Linked DNA regions of Homo sapiens: region 1 is linked to region 2. The links are chromatin loops, found by intact Hi-C in ENCODE. Cell type or tissue: OCI-LY7. All regions are shown on one strand. Each heading gives the region's core, and the rest is flanking DNA. Links, peaks and the distances in the headings are about the cores only. Region 1 has its middle 2.2 kb from the start of HLA-DRA. Region 2 has its middle 15 kb from the start of HLA-DQA1.

Region 1 (3,036 bases), core at 218-2,717, 180 kb before region 2:
CAAAGTTTCTAAGTGTGCACACGTACACACACACACCCCTACCTGCATGCATTTTGTAATTTACAAAGACTAGTCAAGTAAAGAGGGGTAATTTCACACCCCAGGAGGTCTGTATAAAGATAACTCTGGTCTTTAAAGCATCAGGTTTCAGGTAGAGGTGAAGAGAGAATGAATCAAACTCAAACTGCCATCCTCCCAGGTTAAAGATGAGTCCAGTCATCGTGGAGGCCTCTATTAACACAGGACATGCTAGGAAGGCCCATTAACCCACTGCCCTAGCACATTTGTTAACGTCCTAGTGCATTTGTTGATATCAACAGTTCACAGTTTTTATTCTGATAGGGATCTATTCCAGCAGACCAGCTTCTGTGACCTCTCAGGATGAGAAAAAGTAACACAAGAAAAGCTTCTTATGTAGTGAATTGAGAAGGAAATACCTAGATCAATATTCCCTCAGCACCTCTGGTAGGAAGTCCTTAGTAGGAGAAAAACACCATGAAGACCCTTAGTGCAGAAGGAAAAGGGGGTAGGGGGTGGTGGAAGGGAAGCTAAAAGAAGGGGCTGGAGGTTCTCAGAATTCAAACCACACAAACAAATGAAGTATTGAGGTCCCAGACTTGATCTGGGCCCAGTGTGAAAGCCCTAACTTATTTCTCCAGAAGAATATGTCCTCTGGTTTTAGACTTGGCACTGTGGGGAGAACCAGAGTGATCTATGGTGGATATACACACAAACATAGACACACATATTTGCATTTAGTAATTTTTGTAAAATTTCCATTTGCTTCTCTGATCCTGTCTGTATCTTTGGGAATAGATGTAAGAATATTACATCTCTCAGGCTTGCTCTGCCCCAGGTTTCTGAACATGGAATACATTTCTCCAGTGAAACTCAGTATTATGAGATTTGGGAGGTGGAAGTTAGGCCACAGCCATCTCAGGGACAGGTTTCACAGACATGAGTTTTGGCAGCAGCCTTGTGTTCTAAAGACATTTACTCCTAGGGGCTCTAGAGGATCTGCAACATCAGCAGAGGCTTCCTGTGGGTTCCTGATCTTTTAAAATTAGGGGTCTGCAGTGACTTGTGCTCCTCCAGACCCCCTAACAGTTTTAAGGGCTAATTCCCTGTAATATATTCAGTTCTGCTTAGACTGATTACAGGGATTCCTATTTCTTGACTGAATTCTCATGGCTATAGTGTCTCGTCACCATTTGACATCACCAAGAAGTCCTCATTCAGGTGCCTTTGGAAATTCCCTCAAACACACAGGAAATTAGAGTTTGAAAGAAAACGGAGAACCATGAGCACTGTCCAAATAGGAACTTCTCTCCTATCACAGAGAAAGGGAACTGAAAGTCATTTCTCAAGTGTCCCAAATTTAGTAATCTCACAAGAAGAACCAATCAGTGTTCTAGGACTAAACAGTGTCATAAGTTGCTGAGCAACAACTTGGATTGAAGATGCTATTATAATATATGAAATGTCTTTGAATTTACCATGTTTTTCTCAAGCACCATTTAAGAACAAGGCATTATGGCAGCCAGCAAAGGGCAGACATAGAAAATTATACATGGTTTTGCCTCTAAAAGAGGAGATGACAAGCTTAAATCATAGGATCAGACTCTTAGCACAGACTGATACCATAGGCTCTCATCTGGCCCATTCTCCTGACTCTTTAACTTTCAGGAAAGGTATTCCTGAAAAATTGCAGGAGAGACCATGCTGTAGGTCTCTTTCTAGCGATCTAGGAGTTAATGCCACAGTGTGTTCAAAGCCCTTTGATGCGATCAGATAATCAGTAATGTATGGAATATTTGTGTTCATAACTTGTGAGAACGGCTGCATGGCAGGACAAGACCCCAGCACAACAGTATGGAAAATCCACCCTAAGCAGACATGTCATGACTGATGTTGAACAATGGACTCACCAGCCAGGCACGGTGGCTCATGCCTGTAATCCCAGCACTTTGGGAGGCAGAAGCAGGCAGATCACGAGGTCAGGAGATCAAAACCATCCTGGTTAACATGGTGCAACCCCGTCTCTACTGAAAATACAAAAAAAAAAAAAAAAAAAAAAAAAAAAAAATTGGCCGGGCATGGTGGCGGGCGCCTGTAGTCCTAGCTACTCGGGAGGCTGAGGCAGGAGAATGGCGTGAACCCAGGAGGCAGAGCTTTCAGTGAGCCGAGATCGTGCCACTGCACTCCAGCCTGGGCGACAGAGCAAGACTTCCGTCTCGAAAACAAAACAACAACAAAAAAAAACAATGGATTCACCATCCGATGGGCTCCCTCACTGCCAGGTCACTCTTCATGGAAGTATTTGTATTCCAGTCCTTTCTGTGGAAAGAAATTAACATTCTCCTTTTCATAACACTGTATCTTCAGAAACAAGAGAGTCGAAGTCTCCTAATTTTCAGGACTGTCTATGTTGAACATCAAAATATATTCTTTAGAGCAGATCTTTAATAATCATATGACAAAAGAAAAACTTTCATAATCTTATGACATGAGGGAAGGAATATTAAAGCCGTTCTGTGGGTTATTATCTCTAACGTTCCCAATAGAATAGGCTTTGCCAGCTGGGTGTGGTGGCTCATGCCTGTAATCCCAGCACTTTGCGAGGCCAAGGCGGGCAAATCACGAGGTCAGGAGTCTGAGACCAGCCTGACCAACATGGTGAAACCCCGTCTCTACTAAAAATACAAAAATTATCCGGGCATGGTGGTGGGCGCCTGTAATCCCAGCTACTCAGGAGGCTGAGGCAGGAGAATCGCTTGAACCCGGGAGGCGGAGATTACAATGAGCTGAGATCACGCCACCAACTCCAGCTTGGGCGACAGAGCAAGACTCCGTCTAAAAAAAAAAAAAAAAAAAAAAAGAATAGGCTTTGCCCACTATACTCTCTCATATTCATTGACCTGAATCCTCAAATGAGGTGTGTCCATTAGTCAACTCCAATCTCTTGTCATATATAAGATGGTAGAGATGAGAAGAAGGTAGCTCCTTTACAGCCCACTATTTCCACTAACTACTACC
Region 2 (2,641 bases), core at 142-2,641:
AGAAAGAAAAGAAATAACCAGAAGTCTATCATGGAAAGGTTCTCAGAAGCAAAATTCCTGCACCCTTGGTTATGGATCCACAGAGGCTTCATGTGAAGAAGGCATTCAGATCAAATGCTCAAAGTGGAGTAAGATATCATTGTCTTTCACAGAATCACTTAATAGACTGCAGCAGATCTCCCTTGACCAACCCCCCAAAACCAGTCAAATTCTTCATTTTCCCCAAAGTGAGGACTCCCACATTAAGAAGCCCTCAGTACTGAGATAACTAGCAGATAAACTCATCCATTGCAAGGGTGGTCTTGATGCAGGGCCAGCAAGCCTCAAAACTGGGGCTTCACCCGAGAGTGTTCTTGGCTTCACTCGGGAAAGATTCCAAGGATGAGACAGTGGTGTTAGACAGCAACTTTTATTGAACCAAGCTACTCCTTGCAGAGCAGGGTTACCCCATAGGCAGTGTGCCCAGAATAGTAGCTCAGAGGCAGTTCTGCAGTCATATTTATACTCACTTTTAATTATATGCAAATTAAGAGGTGGACTATGCAGAAATTTCTAGAAATACGGTAGAAATTTCTGCATAATCCACCCCTTAATTTATAGATGGTAACTCCAATTACCACTTCAATGACCCCAGTGGGTCATTATTGCCATAGAAAGAAGTGGTAACCTCTGGGTGTTGCCATAGCAATGGTAAACTGACATGGCACACTGGTAGGCATGTCTTATGGAGAGGTGCTTCTGCCCCATCCCTGTTTTAGTTAATTCTCAATTTGATCTGATGTCCGAGCCTCACCTACTACTTCAGTCTTATGACCCCCAGACTCCCCAGTTGATAAGAAGATGCATGAGTAAAGGAGGAAATTGAGAGATGCTTCCTTTCGGTGTCCAAGTGTCAAAAAGGATTCCTAGTCTTAATTAAGAAATCTACTGAAAGAAAGTGATTACAGAATTTACAAGTTGACTTGGTGATGCCTCGAAAAGAGTGAGAAAGCTACAACAAACTACAAGACAGAAAAACCACGAGAGCTAAAAATGAGCATTTTGTGGTACCAATCTTGCTGTAAAAGTCTTAATATTTTGTGTATCTTTCTCAGCACTAGACTAGAACATATATGCCAATGGGTAGTGATACACAACTGTCACTGGTAAAGTTGCATACCAATTCACAATCCTATTCTCATACCCAAGTTACTACTACACATTGCTCTTGAGTCAGTAGCTGCATTTGCCACCCTGGCTCAAAATATCAGCCATCACATTTAGTAAATTCTAACATACAAAGCAAATTAGCACTGATTTATCAGATTTACCATTGGGTGGGGTGAGGAGGAGGAGGATGCTGGCTGACTTAGCCCAGTCCCTTAAGAGCTCTGTTCCAGAGAATATACTTGTGCTCTTCCTCCATGGCCCAGCATATGCACAGGGCTCCAGTCATTTGCCTCCAGCAGGGGGCTCTTCCACACTCATTCACAGTCAGCTGGATTCCAATCTCTGCTCAAGTGTGAGCAATGTAGATCCAGCCCCCTGGTTAATGTATTCATCACTGTTCAAGCCCAGTCTCTTTCAGATGTTGAGACAGTGGCCCTAACTCTGTGTGGCTGGCCCAGAGCTGTGCACCTACCCTCACTTTCATACCACATTAATTTCAGATCCTTATTGTCATGGGTTTCCCAACTACTTTTTTTTCTTCAGGGGAAACCTCCACAATGTAGTTTCTAATATGTTGAATTCATACTCCAGAAAGTGTCCTGTAGAATAATGTCTTACTGAAAACGGCCATCACAGCCAGGAGTCCTTAACTATGTTCTTTGATACCCTTAGTTACAGTTTGTTGTCATGTTCTTCACATCTTGTGTGAAGATTGTTCAAGTATTGGCCAAAGGATATGTCACTATCTAAAATTCACATTGAGAACCTCAGAGTAACTAATAATAAGTGTGATGCTTGTAGGAAAAGAAGAGCTGTTTGGTCACAGGATGTGGTTATTAGAATAGGGTTGTGGTTGAAGGGGAAGGATGATGACATAAATCTTTGCATAAACCACATTAACATGAAACCTTGATATTATCATTACATACTTTTCTTTTTATCTAATAAGGCAAAGTAGAGAAGTCAGCATCATTTGTCTCTGGCAGACTAAACTGTCAAGAAGGCATACCCAAGGTTGGTGGCAGGGGGAGCTTCATTAGCATTAGGAATAATAGAAAATATCAAAGAATAAGTTTTGTAAGAAATACATAGACTCAACAGAAAGTAAAAAATGTACTTTACTGAAAAGAAAACAAACTATAAATGAATCATGAAGTTGGATGGAGATATAATCTATAGATTTAAAACTGTTTTTATTCAAAATAATGAGATTTTAAAAAATAATAAATGTTCTGAAAGTCTAGGATAAGTATACTGTCCTGTATTGTTGATTTTTTAAAGAGTAGTAGAGTGTATTATATAGCATATTATATAAAGACATGGGCCTGAGTTAGGCAGTCTTTTTGTTTGTTGAGGTAAAATTCACATAACAAAATTAACCCATTTTAAGGTGCACAACTCAGTAGCATTTAGTGCATTCACCATGTTGTACAACCATCACTTCTATGTAGTTCCATAACATTTTCATCACCTCCAAAGGAGACCTTGTACC

The links. A loop is a pair of places that touch in the nucleus more often than their neighbours do. Peaks named below come from ENCODE experiments on the same cell type or tissue, not always from the same donor. Only the 100,000 strongest peaks of a DNase experiment are listed, where the experiment ranks them.
Region 1: a loop joins it to region 2, with 3 times the contacts of the local background. A loop is called at or near these places in 7 of 110 quality-filtered maps.

The regions. Positions count from the first base shown.
Region 1 is chr6:32,436,216-32,439,251 of GRCh38, forward strand. No RefSeq gene overlaps it. Among named protein-coding and RNA genes, the nearest start is that of HLA-DRA, 2.2 kb to the right of the region's middle. In OCI-LY7, for the core only: no CTCF peak of the experiment used is centred there; a DNase peak (open chromatin) is centred at 1,396; H3K4me3 peaks cover 1,492 bases; H3K27ac peaks cover 2,500 bases.
Region 2 is chr6:32,621,185-32,623,825 of GRCh38, forward strand. No RefSeq gene overlaps it. Among named protein-coding and RNA genes, the nearest start is that of HLA-DQA1, 15 kb to the right of the region's middle. In OCI-LY7, for the core only: a CTCF peak has its summit at 1,469 (motif pointing right); DNase peaks (open chromatin) are centred at 1,457 and 1,997; H3K4me3 peaks cover 1,411 bases; H3K27ac peaks cover 2,006 bases.